Regions from separate parts of the Homo sapiens genome. Here region 2 is linked to region 1. A link is a loop called in an ENCODE intact Hi-C map of the cell type or tissue named here. Cell type or tissue: sigmoid colon. All regions are shown on one strand. Links, peaks and the distances in the headings refer to the core of each region. The heading gives the core; the rest is flanking DNA.

Evidence for each region. Hi-C counts contacts between places; a loop is a spot of excess contacts. Peaks named below come from ENCODE experiments on the same cell type or tissue, not always from the same donor. Only the 100,000 strongest peaks of a DNase experiment are listed, where the experiment ranks them.
Region 2: it touches region 1 in a loop (5-fold over the local background); 1 of 110 quality-filtered maps calls a loop at or near these places.

What each region holds. Positions count from the first base shown.
Region 1 is chr4:13,294,773-13,304,615 of GRCh38, forward strand. No RefSeq gene overlaps it. Among named protein-coding and RNA genes, the nearest start is that of RAB28, 180 kb to the right of the region's middle. In sigmoid colon, for the core only: a CTCF peak has its summit at 4,006 (motif pointing left); a DNase peak (open chromatin) is centred at 4,129; H3K4me3 peaks cover 948 bases.
Region 2 is chr4:12,975,500-12,985,342 of GRCh38, forward strand. No RefSeq gene overlaps it. Among named protein-coding and RNA genes, the nearest start is that of RAB28, 500 kb to the right of the region's middle. In sigmoid colon, for the core only: no CTCF peak of the experiment used is centred there; a DNase peak (open chromatin) is centred at 4,552.

The sequences.
Region 1 (9,843 bases), core at 796-8,795:
TGCAAAAAGCCTAACACAAAAAAGCTTACTGGAGTTGTGACACATTACACAGATTTCAAGATATAAAGCCTCCAAGGCTGTGTTTGCCAAAAAAAAGAAAAAGTAAAACAATAACAATAAGACATTTCTGCATTTCTGACAGAGTGCTCTTATTCCTGCATTTTCCTTATGATTGGTGGGCTTTGCCTTCAAGCATCCCCTGCTCCCACCTATTCCTTCCCCTCCCCTCCTCCCTCTCACCCTCCCCTTTCTCCTGCAAACAAGTCAGGGGAGGCAGGGAGTGTGAACACAGTACATGGGAGGGGGAGGACAGAGTTCACCCTGTTAAAAATCATTAATCATCTTGAGGTCACCAGGCCTGAACACATTTCCTTCTCAAAGGCTGTCCTGTGGGCGATCTGTCTCCTAACAGGTTTTGTAATGCTGAGTTGTAAAGTGTTCCTGATGAATTATTGTTGGCGCTCAGTCCAAAGGCTTGAAGTCTCAAGTCCATGAAAAGAAAAAGCAGACCCTCTCTCCTGCGCCTGTTGTCCATGGGGCCAGCACAGGGCTTGCATTGTGCATGAGGGTGGATGGCCTGGAGGCCCCTCATCCCTGCAGCCCAGACTCCTGGAGGGGCCTAAGACAGACTGGCTTTTATCACTACACATGGACATATGGGAGCTGGGTGTTTGAGGGCAGGTCACGCCTACTCCATGCCCCCTCATAGCGTACCTCTAGGAAAGGGCAGGATTTGTGTTCCCATTTGACAGATAAGGAAACTGAGGCCAGGGCTATATTATGGCATGTCCAAGGCAACCCAGCTACTTTGTGGCAAATCTAGGATTAGAACTTAGGTCTCCAAACTGCTACCCATTTCCCTTTCTCCGTGCCACTTGCCCTGGGCTACAGGGCTTTCAGCGATGTGGGGTCCTTTTCCCTATAGGATCTCAGCTGACATGACTGCTGCCTCACCTAAGGCCTCTGCTCCAGCCCCCCATCTGCCTGAACTGCTCTGCTCCTAGACCCTCCCATGTGCTTCCAAGACCAATGTAAGGTCCCACTCAGAGAGGCCGTCCTGACCACCTGGTCTGAAATCACCACATCTCTCTTGATTGCAACACCCTACTTAACTTCTTCAGTGCATTCAGCACTTTCCAACGTTCTCTTGTTTATCTGTTGTATATTTGTCCTCTTTGTCTCTCCCTCTGCCATCCAGCTCCACCTCGTTCAGATTATCAGCTCAGGAAGGCAGCCACCATGTCTCTCTTGTTCTCCACTTATGGCCAGCACTGAAATAGTAACTGACAGGTGCTCAATAAATCTGTGGTTAATTAATTAACAAATCAAAATCAAATCATTAACAAATCAACAAATCAAAATCAAAATTAACAAATCAAAATCAAATCATTAACAAAGCCGTACTTTTGCATAAAGTCTTTTTAAATGTGCTTGTGTGTGTGTGGATGTCTCTTCTCTCTCCCCCCATATATTTATATATTCTAAAGCACTTTCACAATAACATTTTATTGTCACTTATCCCACATGTAGTAGGAAGAACAGGCATTATTATAACCATCTTACAGATAGGAAAGTTAAGGCTCAGAGAAATTTGGTAACTTTTCCTCTTGACCTTAATTTTTTTTTTGAGACAGGATCTTGCTCTGTTGCCCAGGCTGCAGGATAGTGGCATGTTCATAGCTCACTGCAGCCTCAACCTCCTGGGCTTAAGAGATCCTCCCAACCTCGGCCTACTGAGTAGCTGGGACTACAGATACACATTACCATGCCTGGCTAATTATTTGATTTTTATTTTCTAGAGAAAAGGTATCACTATGTTGTCCAGGCTGGTCTCAAACTCCTGGCCCCAAGTGATTCTCCTACCTCAGCCTCCCAAAGTGCTGGGATTACAGGAGTGAGCCACTGCACCTGAACTTTGACTCAAAAATTAGAAGACCAGGATGCTCCTGCAAGTTGCTTGCTAGGTAACCTCACAAAGGTCTTTTTCCCTTTTGGAGCCTCAGTCTCCCTATAATAAGGGATTGTAAATTAAAAGATCTCTAAGGTTCTCTCTGGGAATAATATTCTTGGATAGTGTTTCCCAAACTGTGTGCTTGGAACCCTAGTATCTGAGGAGATGGTAACATGTTTTCTGTGGAACAGTCTGGGAAACACTGTTCCAGTATTGGCTTTAAGTTTACTTCAGGCAGGGACTGGATCCCTGGGTACGGTTTGTCAAGGCTTGGAGCAAAGAGTGAAAAAGGAACTAAATCTCTCAGCTCCTATACTGTCAACCACATGTGACTACTTCCCTGGCATCATCCCATTTGACTTTAAAAACCCCTAGAAGTAGATATTCTTCTTACTTCCACTTTATGGCTTGGTAACTAAGTGAAACTCAGGAAAGTCAATGAGATCATGTGTATGGCAGAGGATGGTTGTTCAAGGAGTTGACCTCAAAGGGTCCGTTCAAACACTTTAAAGGGGAAGTAGAAAGCTTTCTTGACTTGTGTTTGATTTGCCACCAATTACAGGGAGCTGCTGCTTCACTTCCACCTTCCAAATGTCAAGCAAGTGTATCTACTAACTGAAACATAGCTCACACTCTAGCTGCAAGGGAGTCTGGGAATTGTCATTCTTTATGTCCCTGTGGTGCAAGATGGCACATGTCAGAAGGATGGTATTGGTGTTAAGTGCCAATGACCACATTCATCATTTATCCTATAGTGAATTTGCTTTCAAAGCTGCTCTCCTCCTGGTCTCTGAAAGTCTGAGATGTGAACTGGAGAACTGAGGACAGGGAATTGGTGTAGGAATAAATTTGGAGTAGAGGTGGCAATCCAGGTCAAGATGAAAACACAAAGCTCCTGCCCAGCATTGCAGCAAAACAAAAGAAAGATGAAGAGAAAGAAAGGAATCCAAGCAGCAGTGAGGGAAGGGTTCGTTGTCTCAGACAGAAGCCACCTGAGGGGTTTCATCTGGGCTCCTCCCTTTCTCACTGTGTGATCTTGGGCATCTTCTCTCTCTCTCTCTCTCTCTCTCTCTCTCTCTCTCTGAAACACATTTCCTTTATCTTTCTCTTCCCTTTGGTTTTAAGAATCAACTGGGTCACAGTACACAGACATAATTTGTTTACTGTTAAGGAATGCACAGATGAAAGAAAATATGATCATCTCCCAAACAGCAAAGCCAAGTGGCCTCAGCCATTTGTCTTTAAAGCTGCGCTCATTTAACCTGGAACATCCTGTAAGTGGCAGAGACATCTTTCAACATAATTTCAATTCAGAAGAGCAAGATTTCATGTGATTTTTATTTTATAGTAATCTGATTTCTAAGAATCAATATGTCTTACCTTTATAATCAAGAAAAAATAAGTTAAAAATACAATATCTTGATCAAAATAAAATGCCCAATTATAATCTGTAATCTGTAATCTCTCTCTCCCTCACACACACACACATATTTTTACAATCACAACTGTGACTTAGCATTTATAGCATTTTTATGGGATCATAGAATGTTTGAGCCAGAAGGATCTGAAAGCTCATCTATCCAACCATGTTGTGAGGACCCAAGAAATCCACAGAGAATGTGAAGAGCCCCCAGAGTAGAAGGGATGGTAACCCAGACGTCTCCTCCTGCCTTCACCAGAACGTTTGGCTTTCATCAATTTTATATTTTAAATTTGCCTGCATGATTCCATTTCAAAAAGAAATCTCACTGCAACACACACAAATATGAAAACCGGTGGATAAGCTCAAAGCTTCATAGCTCTGCCGTTTCTCCAGTGGGGAAGCTGAGGCCAAGAAAACTAAAAAGCCCATGTGTAAGCCCCACAGAAGCACAAAACGGGGTCTGGAACTGGAATTCTGATTCCTAACCTGCTTTCCCCACCGGAAGAATCCCAGGCTGGGCGACCCAGACAGCCATGGCTCTGATCCAAGGGGCAGATCACTATTGGTACTGTTTGTTTGCACAATATATAGTATTGTTTAAGTTCTGAAGCTCAGCGACATCCCCTGGCAAGACTCTGAACTGGAGCCCAAAGGAGAGCGCTGTGGTCGTGGAAGGAGAGAGCCACGGCGAGGAGAGGGTGGCTCCTTCCAGGGGGCGGTGCGCTCTGCCGTTCCGCGTCATATCCCTTGGCAGTATTGTAAACACAAGTCCACTGTATGTTTTTAAAACGTGAGAAGAAGCAGGATCCTGCCCTCGTGTTTTGACATCGCCTGCAGGGAGGGAGAATGGGACGAGCAGATCTGGCCTGTGCAAAATGTAATTGCTTTTCCCACCTGATGGTTAATCTCAGGCGGGACGGGCTGTCCCACAGGCTCTCAACCTGAGCCGCCCACACCCGGGTGCAGGGCGAGGGCCATGGACTCAGATCCTCGGCCACTGCAAAGTTGCCAATCGTGTGCTCTGGGGCTTTAGGGGTCATTATTCTCACCTGAAAAATGAGAGTTGGCCTAGATCAGGGATTTCAAGCTGTCAGAGAGACTCTGGTTGGATCCATGTTACAAAATGGATGTCCTGGTAAGATTTAGGTTGAAGTTTCCGCTACGAAAAGGAAGATGGAAATCCAGGGGACTCAATGTTTCTCACAGCTCTTTTTCTCTAAAGTATTCTAATTCGAGATTTTACTTGTCTTTAAGGTGAAAGATGAAACTAAAAGAAGTTTCATCTCCACCCAAGAGAGATGGAGAAAGGCATCCTCAGCGCTCAGAAAGTCATCTGAGGAACTCAGGGTCTGTGGAGCTGAACCTTGGCAGCCCACTAACCTCCCCTCAAACCCACAGTTAGTTGCCCTCTCCTCTCCCCTGAGTCAGCACTTCATATCTTGCACCAATAACACTGCCATACAGCTCTTGTGTTGCACTGTCCCATCTCTCCTGCCACTTCCTACCTTCATCTTCTATGAACTGCCTGAACCCCCTGGCTGTGTCTTATTCCTAGATGAAACCCCCATATCCAGCACAGTGTCTGGGACATTGTAATTGCTCAATAAATGGATGTGGAATTGAATTGCATCTCAAAAATTGGCCTGACTCTCAAACTCAGCATTCTAAGGCTCACTTTTAAATATATGCACTTTCAAAGAAATATTATGGCTTGGTATAGAGACAGAATTCATTCAACCACTAAGCAGATGTTGAGTATCAACTATAAGCCAAGTGCTACTCCAAATCAGGGGATACATTGGAGACTAAAACAGATTCAGTATCTGGTGGAAAGCTATTATAAAAGAATAACAGAACTGTATGTCTAGTGAGGGTTGAAAGGGCCTCTATGCCCAGAGAATACATCTTTCTGCTGTCATGGTTCACATGCGGAAGCTGTCCAAAGCCTCAGAGAAGGAGACGTCACCAGCTTTGGTTTCTTACTGACACAAGAGGCTCCCAGAAAGGGGCACTGAAATATTGAATGGAGTTTGGTTGAAGAGGGCACCACAGAGAAAATACACAAAACAAGAGGGAAAGACTGGGTATCTCCCATCTCATTTCCTATCCCAAAGTCTGTGGCAAGTGGCAGAAAAAGTGAGGATTTTGACAGTCCAAGTTGCCTTAACCTCTCTGAGAATGTTTTGGGGAAAAGGACGTGAATTTTGTTGGTGATGTGTTGAGCTGGAAGTGGCTCTGGGATCACCAATGGTGGGATCCAGAAGGCACATAAACAACCAGATCTGGAGTTCAGCAGAGGTGTTTGAACCAGAGAGAGGGATTTTGGAGTTGATTTGCATGTATGGGCTCCTTGAAGCCATTGGTTTTTGTGATGACTTCCAGGGACAAGAGGATGTAAAGAAAAGAATGGAGGCACTTTAAGGAAGGAGCCAGGGGGAGCACTTTCATTAGAGAGGCCCAGAAGATAATATTCCTAGGAGAAGGATTTTCTCCTCTATGCTCCTGCAGGGCCTCGCCTGAGCAGCCATTGTGTCACTCCTATCAAACTGCCCAGGGAATCTTTGTTTTGATGTCTCTCTCCCTCTAACTATTGTAAACTCTTTGATGGCAGGCCAAGGTTTAAACCATCTTTGCATTCCCAGAATCTAACCCAGTGTTTGTTTGTTGAATGAATAAAGGGATGAATGAAGTCTAGAAAGCACATCCTGTGAGAAACAATAAAAGGATCTGTAAATGTTGCCTTGGAGAAGACTTGCTTCAGGGAACCCAGAAAGAGCTGACATATGGGAAAAGGCAGAGCACCATCATGTTATTGTTGAAAGATAATTATTTTAGCTCAGGACTGGAACTGTCTAGTGATGGAATAGGCCATCTGGTGAAGTAGTGAGGTCTTCAATACTGAGAGCGTGTAAGCTGTATTAGTCCATTCTCACACTGCTAGTAAAGACATACCTGAGGCTGGGTAATTTATAAAGGAAAGAGGTTTAATTGATTCACAGTTTAGCATGGCTGGGGAGGCTTCAGGAAACTTACACTCATGGCAGAAGGGGAAGCAAACACGTCCTTCTTCACATGGAGGCAGGAAGGAGAAGTGTGGAGCAAAGTGGAGAAAAGCCCCGTATAAAACTACCAGATCTCATGAGAACTCACTCACTATCACAAGAATAGTATGGGGGAACTGCCCCCACAATCTAATCACCTCCCATGAGGTCCCTCCCCCAACACGTGGGGATTACAATTCAGATTACAATTCAAGATGAGATTTTGGGTGGGGACACAGCCAAACCATATTATAAGCAAAGATAGGTGTCATTCTCCCAGGAGGAGTACATTGAATGGGAGCCCAACCACACCTTCTAAGGAATGCAGCTCTCAGGGTCTGTGATTCCAACATGAATGACATCCAGGCAACTCCTCAACTTTGCCAGTTGACTTCACAAGGGAAAATTGAAGCCCATCATTAGCAAACAAAGAAGAGATCTCTGAAGGTTATGGAATCCATTCTATGGAATTTCCAGGCCAGCTGACCCAACTTTTCCCTGAGCATTCGAGGCCCTGAGAATATGGTCCCTGCCAGTCTCTTCAGCCTTCCATCCCACTAAACATCATGATACCGGCATATGTCTACTTACATATCTCTTCCACTCCCAGCCCTCACTCACATTTGATGGGAAGCCCTTTGAGAGGCAGGACCAGACCTCAGGTACTCATCAAACAGCTGTGTTGCAATGGTTAAGAGCACTGTGCTATAGTCATATTATCTTCATTGCTTAGTCTGTGAGTCAGACACTTGTAAGACTATTGTGAGGATTAAAGGGTTAATACCCATAATGTTCTAGCATGGAGTAAGTTCTCAAAGCTCATATTATTATATGAGTTTCTTCTGTACCTGGCAAAATGCCTGTCAATAAAGGTTTACTGAACTTAAAATAAATATACGTATATAAACAATTAAATATGGTTGTTGCCATCACTGACCAATCAAGAAACATTTATTAATCTCTACTATGCACCCAATACCTTATTGGATACTGGAAAAAAAAAAAAAAGAAGTGAAAAAATACACAGTTTTTTATTTCCAAGGATTTTGCAATCTGGTGATAAAGACAAATATCATTATTTTAAATTAATAAGTCAAAAAATAAAATCTAACAAAGCCTTTTAAAGTAACACATACCAAGCACATACCATGGATCAAGCCCTACTAGCCTTCGTAGGTTATCTTATTTGATTAAGTTTTGAATTGTGAGGGACCTTCAATTAATGCTTTGAGAGGGAAAGGGAAAGTCATGTGGGCTTCCTCAATAGGGTAAGTTTGGACTTTCTTGAAAAGTGCCCTTAATTTACTTAATATTCTTCCAGTTGCCGTGAACTATCCCAACAATTTAAACGAGGTAAGATGGGGATGTGAGGAAAGGGGAACTAAGCCCTGGCAATATGATTCATATTTAGGGCTTAAACCCTTTATCAATGTTAATTCATTTCATTCCAATCTTAAAGCTACTAAGTAGGTATGGTTTTCCCCCGGGGGAACCCTGAAGTCAATCTTCTCACTCCTCACCAATGTGAATGAAGATCTATAGAATTGGAAATGAGAGGGAAATGTCAGGGGTCCTGTCCTCTGACCTACCAAGAGCCATAGAGCACAGTGGGCTTTGGCCAGTCACACAGAAAAGATTCCCTGCAGACCCAGCTGCTGATGGGATTATGTGGGAATTCACCATCAATGTCCTCACAAAAGAAAACATAAGCACCATTGATTACCTTCTAATAACTATTTTATTACATATTTTATATTTATGAAATGGCACTGGGAGAGGGTTGTTACTGTTTTTCTAATGCAAAGCAGATGGGCCTGACAGAGGTAAATGGGGCTTTCTGGGTGTGTCCCTGAAAGTTTGTGTTTTCCCGGAAGGTTTTGAGCCAGAGCCAAGCCAGATCCAGAAGTTCCCATCCAACCCTGTCTCAACACATGACTTTCATTAACAAAATTGCATTGCTCTTTTTTGCAGAAAGTGGTACTATTACTAAAATAAAAACATGTCTATTATGGATCAATTGCCACCTACGTGGAGCTGAGGAGCACTTAGCAAGAAGAGGGCAGGAACTGAGGAGAAAAAAGAAAAGCTGATCTTGCAAGAAGGCCTAGCCACTGGGGCTGGGCAAGAATGAGATGGATCTGATTGCACCTCTAGCATGATCACCCTGGGCTAATCTACTGCAGAGAGAACTTGGCCCTCAAAGAGCTTTCATTCTAATCATGAAACCAGCCCATCCCACTTGTGTGCATCTTGTCAATGGAAGCCAGTGCAAGCACCACCAGCGGCCTTCCTTCTAGGCCCACCCTCTGGCCCCTCTTGGACTTCTTCCTTTGTTCCTGACTTTGCTTTCTTGCTGTATCCTAATAACAGCTCATTCAGCTTCTAGCTTCATGCTCACTTTTAAAACTTTAATTTGCATTTCCTGACTTGGTCATGGTCATGCTTTGTACCACTAACAGGTTCTACCACCCCTGATTTGCTCAGGTTGACCCCTGCCTGACTAATACCCACTCCTGTGCCCCCACCCAGAGGTCAGCCTGCCCATGTCTTCCAGCCACTCCTAACTTAACCTGTTACCTTTGCATGGTAGAAGACACTGATTATCCTCTAAGCATATTCACTTCTTAAAGAAATTTTCTTTAGACTCTGAAGCAACTTAAACTTTTTATAATCTAAGATGTCCTCATCTTGGTGGAAGTGCTTTTCTCTATATACCTATAATTCTTAAGCTTTTGGGTGCATGAAAATTAGCCAGGGGAGAAGCAGGAAAATGAATTCCTGAGTACTATCTTCAGAAATTCTGATTCTGTAAGTCAAAATGGGCCAAGAATCTGCATTTCTTGTGGAGAAACAAAAAAAAATCTACATTTCTAATGTAGGCAGAACCTGGGATGTACTTTGAAAAGCACAGCCTTGGCTGTGCGTGGTGGCTCACGCCTGTAATCCCAGCACTTTGGGATGCCAACGCAGGTAGATCACTTGAGGCCAGGAGTTTGAGACTAGCCTAGTCAACATGGTGAAACCCTAACTCTACTAAAAATACAAAAATTAGCCAGGAGTGGTGGCATACACTTTTAATCGAAGCTACTCAAGAGGCTGAGCCACGAGAATCACTTGAACCCAGGAGGCAGAGGTTGCAGTGAGCCAAGATTGAGCCACTGCACTCTAGCCTGGATGACAGCAAGACCCTGAAGAAAGAAGGAAAGAAAGAGGGGAGAAAGAAAGAGAGAGAGGAGAGGAGAGGGGAAAAGAGGAGAGGAGAGGAGAGGAGAGGAGAGGAGAGGAGAGGAGAGGAGAGGAGAGGAGATGAGAGAAGAGGAGAGGAAAAGAGTAAGCCTTAAATTGACCTCATTTGCCTGCACTGGTAAGTGGGCAGATGGGGAAATGATGACAATCTTTTGCATTTGTACAAAGCAAAACCTTTTTAA
Region 2 (9,843 bases), core at 1,342-9,341, 320 kb before region 1:
ATGAGTTTAGTTTCCATCTCAAACCACTCTGCAGAGGAGAAGATGAAGTAGTCAGTGATTTTTCCAAATGCTATACTGCTAATACAGGCAGAGCAGGTTCTTAAATCTAGTATCCTTAAAGCAACCAAAAGTTTTTCAACGAGTTTCATAATCATTGCCAGTACATCCTTCCTAATGGCTGATCCGCATTCCAGCTGGCTTTATATAAATCTCTTTTTATTGTTTTCTTTGCCTGAATGAACACAGGGACCAACTGTTCCCTGTCACTCATCTATTACACTTTCAGACACTTGAAGCCTGAGAATCGCTTCTAATTTTCTAATTAATCAATCATACTTTCATATATACTAAATTTAGTTTCCATTGATGGAACAGCCACAGATTGCTGGCACCATCCTTGGCACTGGTGGGCAGTGGTCAGGAGGGAGGAAGATGACAAAGTCATTGGAATTGGGGCACTTGAATCCAATAGAAGCATGACAGATGACAACCAGGCAGAGTAGTTAAGTGCATTCTCTGAAGCGAATTCCTGAAATAAATAGGAAGGCTGTGGGTAAAATAAGGCAATAATCCAACAGCCCTCTTACCCAGCTGGGCAACCTCCTTAGACAAATAAACAGCATCCTTTTAACCATCTACACAGGCTCACAGTTGAGCCAATTTATCTGTATCATCTACAAACAATATTTCACTTAATCTAAGGCAGAACAGCAGCACAAACATTGAGGTCTGGGTCTGTAACCATTTCTTCAACACTGAAATGTTTATGGGAACGTTCAAGGCTAAGAAAGAAAGAACATGTGAGTCCTCAGCGGACACTGCTATCCTTGCTGGGTACAGTTTCTCACTTATTCATATATGATGTGCTACAGAGGACCAGCATTAGCCAGTCATCCTTCAGTGAGTATCAAGTCAAGAGCTTTTGGTTCTTGGCTGAGCTGTGTTTTTCACTAGTTGTGTGATGTTAGGGAAGCCACTTGAGTTCACTCAGTATCAGTGTATTAGTCTGTTTTCATGCGGCTAATAAAGACATACCCAAGACTGGGTAATTTATACAGGAAAAAGGTTTAATGGATTTACAGTTCCACGTGGCTGGGGAGGCCTCACAATCATGGAAGAAAGCCAGGAGCAAGTCACATCTTATGTGGATGGCGGCAGGCAAATAGAGAGAGCTTGTGCAGGGAAACTTCAGTTTTAAAAACCATCAGATCTCATAAGACTTATTCACTATCAGGAGAACAGCCCAGGAAAGACCTGACCCCATGATTCAATTACCTCCCACCGGGTTCCTCCCATGACATGTGGAAATTGTGGGAGTTACAATTCAAGATGAGATTAGGGTGGGGACACAGCCAAACCATATCACTCAGTTTGGTCAAAAATCCAAACAGTGAGTTAAGCTAGGTCTCTCTATAGAGCTCTTCCAACTTAGTATCTCTAAAGCTTCACTTGGATAAGGATTTCTAACAGAGAAAATAGTATCAGTGCTTTTTACCTGGAGATATTCAATAGTCTGAACAGAAAGAGCATCTTCACTCTTCCTCAATTTCTATGTCACCTGTATGAGTAATTGTCATTGTTCAACAATACCAGCAAGGAATATATGATGCTTAATGTTTCTCCTACTCTACCATGTCTGCCTTGTCTTCCCACTAGTTCATCCACAGGAATCTTTCCTATGCTTGGCATATCAACATTCACAGGTACTATACTGTGTGTGAGTAAGGAGGCATCAGGTAGCAAGCACTATGCCATGGAATCGACCTCTGAGATGTCAAGAGGAAATTTCAAGATGGAGGCCAAGCAAGGAAGTAACTTGAATGACATCCTCACATAAATTTGTACCTTCATAGGCATGGGGGAACATCTGTTGTTTTTGTTCATCCACCATTCACACCCACTTCCTCCAGAAACAGCAGTCCAACTTTTCTTTTGGGAAGAATTTTTCCCCTACACATGGTACACATAGTTTTGGAGTGGATAGGGGAGTCAAGCCTCAACCAACCACATGGTCTTTCCTCTGAATATAGTGACTGGCTCAGTGATGGGGGCATGATCCATCTGAGGCTTGTAAGAATTAGCTCTAGGTTGGAGAGAGACTTCTCCTGGTACTACCCATAACAAGCAAGATGTAAACCTAGAACTGCTAGGAGCCATCACATGGAACATGAAAACAAGCCAACACAAAGGAAGTCATGAACTCTGATGATACGGACTGAGTCCTTTGATTCAGCCAGGCCTGAAATGACTTCTTCATTTCTAGTAAAGCCAGTTTCTATTGGGATTCTACTACTTGAAACCAGAAGATCCGTGGGTTATACACTAAAGGCAAGCATTGGCCCTTGAATTTGCTTTTTAAGAAATTTTAGTAGGTGCTTTGATAGATTAACAATCTCTAAGATAGCTTCCAGTTTTATCATTCAGTGTACCTTTAAAACTAACTTGACCAACCAAAAAAGGAAACTTAAAAAAGAAGATAAAACTAATCTGGCCAAGAAAAGCCACATAGTAGATCAGTGACTGTTAATCAGGCTGACCTGAGTTTGAATCCCAACTTATCTACTGCCTCATTCTAATAGCCTAGTTACTTGGCCTCAGTGAGCTTGTGTGTTTCTCTATAACGGGTGTAATGATATGTAGCTTGAAGAATTGCCTTCCAAGATTAAATTAAAACATTGAATACCAGGTCAATTTCCTGACACACAATATGCAGTCAACGGATGGCAGCTGTGATTATTTTATAATTTTATTTGTCCATGGAACCAGAAGCCACATCTAACAGTGTCTTATGTGAGTGTAATAATGGTCTTTCCTTACAACTGCAAACTCAATACACTTTCAAAATATTTTCATACCCATTAGCTCATTTTCCCATTTCCCCATTGCTCAAGAGTAGTCAAAGTTGGTGTGACAACTATCACTTTAAAGAAGAAGAAATCAAGGTCTTACAGCCACAAAGTAGAGTCAGAACCAAAACCACAGCCCTCTAACCCCAAGCTCAGAGCTCTACTTTCCCCACCTCACAGACCTGATGCCCAAAACCTGTGTCATCTCTCAGGGTCTCCACTGATAGAGTTCTGTATATTACCAAGTCATAGAGTTATGAAGTTAGAACAGTCATTGGAAATCCCAACCTCTACCCCTCCAGAATTTCTAACAATATTGTGGTTAAAAGCATAGAATGGAAATTCAGAAAGATGTGGATTAAAATCTATCAATTTTGGGCTTTGTGGCCACAAGCAAATGAAAAATATTGCTGATTTTCATTTTCATAGCTGTGTTATAGAGGTCCTGGAAGTGCCTACCTCTTCTGCTTGTCAAGAGAATTAAGTGTTATAAAGCAATTAGCATAGTTTCTATCACACGGAAACCTCACTGTGCATGGTCCATATTATGGAATTATTTATTGTTGTGATTACTATTATTATAACCTCAGGATTCTGAACCTCCAGTGTTTTCTTCACTACTGCCTGCCTTTTCATACTATAAACTTAAAATCATACACACACACATCCATGTGCCACTGAGACCAGGGACTATCTCTCTTGTCTTTACACCCACAAATCAATTCATATTTTCTGGATGTCTCAATAACAAATAATTGCTATTCTAAGGCATTAATTTGAAATAATATCCTAAGGGAATAATTACCTTTGAATTCTGATGTGGGCTTCTCTCCTCTCTCACTGGGAAAGAGACTCTAGCAACTGACGAAGGTGAGGAAGATTTAATCACACATTCCTACTCCATTGAGAGCTGCTGCTTCTTGTGTTTTTTTTTTTTTTTCTCTGTGCTTACCGCTTATTTCTTCCACACACCTACTTCAGGCATAGCCAAGAGTAAAGGATAGTGGTGCTGGATGTGGGCCCCATTAGGGAAGATTTAGGCTTTATCCTTTGTTTGTGTTCTCCACTTGTGATTTGTATTAAATTCACTTTGGGACACATACCACAAGGTACAAGAGGGCTTTTTGATTGAAAAGTGAAAGGAGCCTATTAGAAATGTGAAATCATAATTTCTGGAGGTTTGGGGATTTAAAAAAATGTGGACAGCTGCTGGCTAAAGAACTGAGAAACGTTTAAGTCAGAAAAATATTCTAGGCAACGGAGCCAGAGAACCTAAATCAGTGGCAAATACTGCTAAGCCATCATTACATACTAAATAGTTATTAGTCATCTCTTCGTTTTAAACAGAAAGCTTAAGGGTCTGAAGTCCAAAGCTTAGACTCCATTCTTTCTAACAAATCAAAAATCCCATCCCTTCCAATAACAGAAATCTGCCAAGAGAACATTAAAGGTCACGCTAAACCCACAAATGCAAAGCAATGCAGATTTCAAAGACCTCGAGTGGAAAAATACAATTAAAAGTCACCAGCTCATTCTGAGCAGAAGAAAAGCCCGAGAGCTTGATTTAAGGTCAGGAACTCAAGGAGCATTAAAGAAGAGAAGCAGGAACCATAAGCCAAGTCATAAGCAAAGTGGCCTGGAAACCCTCAAGCCTGGTGTGAGCCTTCCGCTTTCGGCCCCCCTCGTGGGTGAGTGGGTCACAGCGGGGTTGGGATGCTGAGTTATCCCGTGGGGCCTATAATGGAAACTACATGTGAGGACCTGGCCTCCAGCGGATGGGCCTGGGCTGCTGGCTCTCACCCAGCTCCGCAGCGATTTTCCTGTATTACCCTAAACAAGTCATTCACCCTGCCCAACCCTATTTTTGCCTAATTACAAAATAATTTCTTTTAATGAGGCCAAGCTTACTAGTAAGCCTGTATTCCGTGGTCTGAGGGTTGCTAAGACGGCACCACTGGGACTTTAGGCCCAGCTCCATGATATTTACATCTCCCCACTCTACTTTGCACCAGTACCTGAAACACCACCATTCCTGTGTATATTTAATCTACAAGCATGCTTTGTGTGCCTGCTTTATGCCAGACACTGTACTAGGAATTAAGTATACAGGGGTGAGTAAAACAAGCATAGACCCCATGCAGAATATAGCTGGCAGAAACCCACTAAATAGGTAAATACATGTGTGTATATATATATATATATATATATATATATACACACACACACACATATATATAGATATATATACACATATATATATACACACACACAGACATGCACTGTAAGGTTAGTGAACAAAGCACTCTAAGAAATGAGAAGTCTGAGTCTTAATTAAGGTCATTAGAAAAGCCACCAAAAAGATAATCTTTAAGCAGAGATCTGGAAAGATCCAGGAACATAGTATTCTAAGCTGGAAACTAGCATGTGCTACCCTCTAGGCTAGATGGGAGCTTGATGGAGTCTAGAAATTGAAAAGGAGCTCATTGTAGCTGGGACACAGTACATGAGATGGAAAGAGACTGAGATCAGGTGAGAGCTGCTTGAGCAGAGATCACATGGGGCTTGGTAGGCCCCGAAAAGGAATCTGGATATTGATTCACCCCCAATATGAAGCCATTAAAGAATCTAAGCAACACTCTTCTCTCACTATTAAAATTACTCTGGCTTCAGTGAGGTAGATAGAATGGTGGAAGGCAAAAGAGGAAACAAGAAACACAGGTAAAATATTTTGCTCCCCTCCCTAGATTATAAGCTCCATGAAGGCAAAGAGTTGCATCAGTTTTATTCAAAATATCTCTGTGGTTCTTAAAACAAAGATGTCCCAAGAAATTAGCAAGTTCTGATGGTGAATAAAGGCAAAGCCTTACTTAGGATCAATAAGAAAAGTACTCTATGTGGCACTGAAAAGACATTCTATCAATAAATATTTACTGATGAAAAAAGAATGAGTAAAGATAACTGTACTCCAGAAGAAAATATTACAGTAGCTTGGATATACTGGTAAAGTGGAGAGTGCAGGATAAGTAGGCAGATTTGAGATCTATTTTGGAGGCAAATATAAAGGACTTACAGAGCAAATGGATGCAAAGACGGAGAGAGAAGGACAAATGAAGATCAATACCCTCATTTCTGGCTTGAGCAACAAGGTAATTGGCAAAGGCATTTCCTGGGAAAAGAAAACTTCCTGGGGGACAGGTGGGTTCGACTATTGGTCTATATCTAGAATCACAATGACTCAGCCTCTACAGACCTGTGTATGTCAGAATAAATGTGTACTGTTACTAAATTTGGGGGCAGTTTATCATGAAGCCTTACCATGGCCATAGCTGACTTCTGTGGTTTGGATAACTGATCATTCCAAATATGATGTTGAAATGTAATCCCCAGTGTAGCAGTGTTGGGAGGTGGGCCCAGTGGGAGATGTGTGGGCCACCGGGGCAAATTTCAAATGAATGGCTTGATGCCATCCTTACATTAATGAATGAATTATTGCTCTATTAGTTCCTACAATAGCTGGTTGTTAAAAAGAGCCTGGAATCTCCCTGTTTGCTCTCTTGCTTCCTCCCCCACAGTGTTATATCTGCACGCAAAGGCTCCCCTTCAACTTCTGCCATCAGTGCAAACAGAGGCCTCACCAGAAACAGATGCAGGTGCCATGCTTCTTGTACAGTCTGCAGAACCATAAGCCAAATAAACCTCCTTTTTCTTATAAATTACTCAGCCTCAGGCATTCCTTTAGAGCAACACTAAATGAAGTGAGACACTAACTGAAGCAGGAATCAAAAGATTCAAAAGAAAATCATAAGTCCAATATCCAAATGTCAAATTTAGGAGAACTGTGAAACACCCAAGTGAGGATATCAAGTAAGCAATTGGATACACAATTCCATAAATGTACATGTATTGAGGGCTCAACTAAAAATAAACTTCTGGAGTTACCAGCGCATAAAGATTATACTTAAAACCAAGAGTACCAGTGAAATCAACTAGGAAGAGGACACAGAAATATACAAAAGTGTCTCTATCCCAATCATGAAATTCTTCAACTTTTACAGGTTATGAGAAAGAAATTTTGAAGACAAAGAAGGATGAATCAGAAATGAGGCAAGAAAACAGAAAGACATGGGAGCATAGCATCCAAGAAAGGAGATTTTTAAAAAATACATAGCAAATACTCAACTGGGTGAAACACTGATTGAAGACTCTATTAGTTTTCTACTGCTATAACAAATTACCATGAACTTAGGGCCTTAAAACTACAAGAATGTATTTTACAGTTTTGGAGATCATAAGTCTGAAATAAGCCTCAATAAACTAAAGTATCAACAAGTATGTGTTTCTTCTGGAAACTTTAAGGGAATGTCAGTTTTCTAATTTTTCTCAGCTTCCAGAAACCACCCTCATTTCTTGCCTCATGGTCCCTTCTTAAATCTTCAAAGCCAACAGTGTAACAATTTGAAATCTCTCTTGGGCATTGACATGGTTTGGCTCTGTGTCCCCATCCAAATCTCATCTTGTAGCTCCCATAATTTCCATGTGTTATGGGAGGGAACCAGTGGGAGATAACTGAATCATGGGTGTGGAACTTTCCCATGATGTTCTCGCGATAGTGAATAAGTCTCATGAGATCTGATGGTTTTAAAAATGGGAGTTTCACTGCACAGGCTCTCTCTTCGCCTACTGCCATCCATGTAAGACATGACTTGCTCCTCCTTTCCTTTCACCATGATTGTGAGGCTTCCCCAGCCACATGAAACTGTAAGTCCATTAAACCTCTTTCTTTTGTAACTTGCCTAGTCTCAGGTATATCTACAGACTAATACAGGCATCAACACTGACTTTCCTACCTCTCTTTTTCACATGTAGGGATACTTGTGATTATACTGGGCCCACCAGGATACCCCAGGAAAATCTCCCTATCTCAAGGTCAGCAGATTAGCAATCTCAATTCTGTCTGCACCCTTAATTTCCACCTTGCCCCATGCAACATGACATATTCACAAGAGATTAGAAAGCAGCCATCTTTGGGAGACCATTATTCTGCCTACCACTGACACCAAATAAGATGAGCTTTGCTTTTGGGGAAAATGGATAGATGTTTTAGGGAAAAGTTAAGGCTCCTAGTGTGTTAGTTCCACAGAATATTAAGAGAAGAGCTCAGGCTAACTTTCGGCTCTATATAACTGTGTTTTCTTTTCGCAGATCCAACCAATTCAATTCTCCCACACCAGTTGGGTATTGTATCATCAAATTTAATTCTGACACTAACTACCCAAAGTTAGCACAGACCCCACAAGTTAAGGACTCGGTCTCACAAGACTGTCCCTACTTCAGAGCCAGGTGCAAGTGATGTCCCCAGGTTACCCACACTTCTGCTCAATCAACTACAAATTTGTGAGTGTCTGCAATGCACCCTCAAGTTTTACCATTCTCTAGAACAACTTACACAACTCAGAAAAGTGCTTTACTTACTATTACCATTTATTTTGAAGGACACACATGAACAGCTAAGATAAAGAGGCACAGGAGTCATGGTTCAGAAGGGTTCTGAGTGCAAGAACATCTGTCCCTGCAGAATCAGGGAGAGTTACCCTCCCAGTATATCAACAACCAGAAAGCCCTTGAACTCTGTTGTTTTCATAAAGGTTTCATTAAAGTGGGTAGGATTGATTAAATCATTACTATTGTTGATTAAACTCAATCTCCAGTCCCTCATTTGGGGAGTAGGGCTGAAAGTCCTAACCGTCTAATCACATGGTTGATTTTCCTGGCAATCAATCCCCATCCAAAGCTGTCTAGGGCCTCCCACCATGAGTTATCTTGTTAGCATACAAAAGACATTCTTATCTCAGTTTTTTTTTTAATACTTTAAGTTCTGGGATATATGTGCAGAATGTGCATGTTTGTTACATAGATATACATGTGCCACAGTGGTTTGCTGCATCCATCAACCCATTAGCTAGGTTTTAAGCCCTGCATGCATTAGGTATTTTTCCTAATGCTACCCTCCCCTTGCCCCAACCCCCTGACAGGACCCGGTGTGTGATGTTCTCCTCCCTGTGTCAATGTGTTCTCATTATTCAACTCCCACTTATGAGTGAGAACATGAGGTGTTTGGTTTCCTATTCCTGTGTTAGTTTGCTGAGAATGATGGTTTTCAGTTTCATCCATGTCCCTGCAAAGGACATGAACTAATCCTTTTTTATGGCTGCATAGTATTCCATGGTGTATAAAGATTTCATATGCTTGTTGGCTGCATAAATGTCTTCGAGAAGTGTCTGTTCATATCCTTTGCCCACTTTTTGATGGGGTTGTTTTTTTTTTTGTAAATTTGTTTATGTTTTTTGTAGATTCTGGATATTAGCCCTTTGTCAGACGGACAGATTACAAAAATTTTCTCCCATTCTGTAGGTTGCCTGTTCATGCTGATGATAGTTTCTTCTGCTGTGCAGAAGCTCTTTAGTTTAATTAGATCCCATTTGTCAATTTTTGCTTCTGTTACTATTGCTTTTGGTGTTTTAGTCATGAAGTCTTTGCCCATGCCTATGTCATGAATGGTATTGCCTAGGTTTTCTTCTAGGGTTTTTATGGTTTTAGGTCTTACATTTAAGTCTTTAATTCATCTTGAGTTCATTTTGTATAAGGTGTAAGGAAGGGGTCCAGGTTCAGTTTTCTGCATATGGCTAGCCAGTTTTCCCAACACAGTTTATTAAATAGGGAATCATTTCCCCATTGCTTATTTTTGTCAGGTTTGTCAAAGATCATATAGTTATAGATGTGTGGTGTTATTTCTGAGGCCTCTGTTCTGTTCCATTGGTATATATATATATATATATATATATATATATATATATATATATGTATGTTTTGGTACCAGTACCATGCTCTTTTGGTTACTCTAGCCTTGTAGTATAGTTTGAAGTCAGGTAGCATGATGCCTCCAGCTTTGTTCTTATTTCTTAGGATTGGCTTGGCTATATGGACCATTTTTTGATTC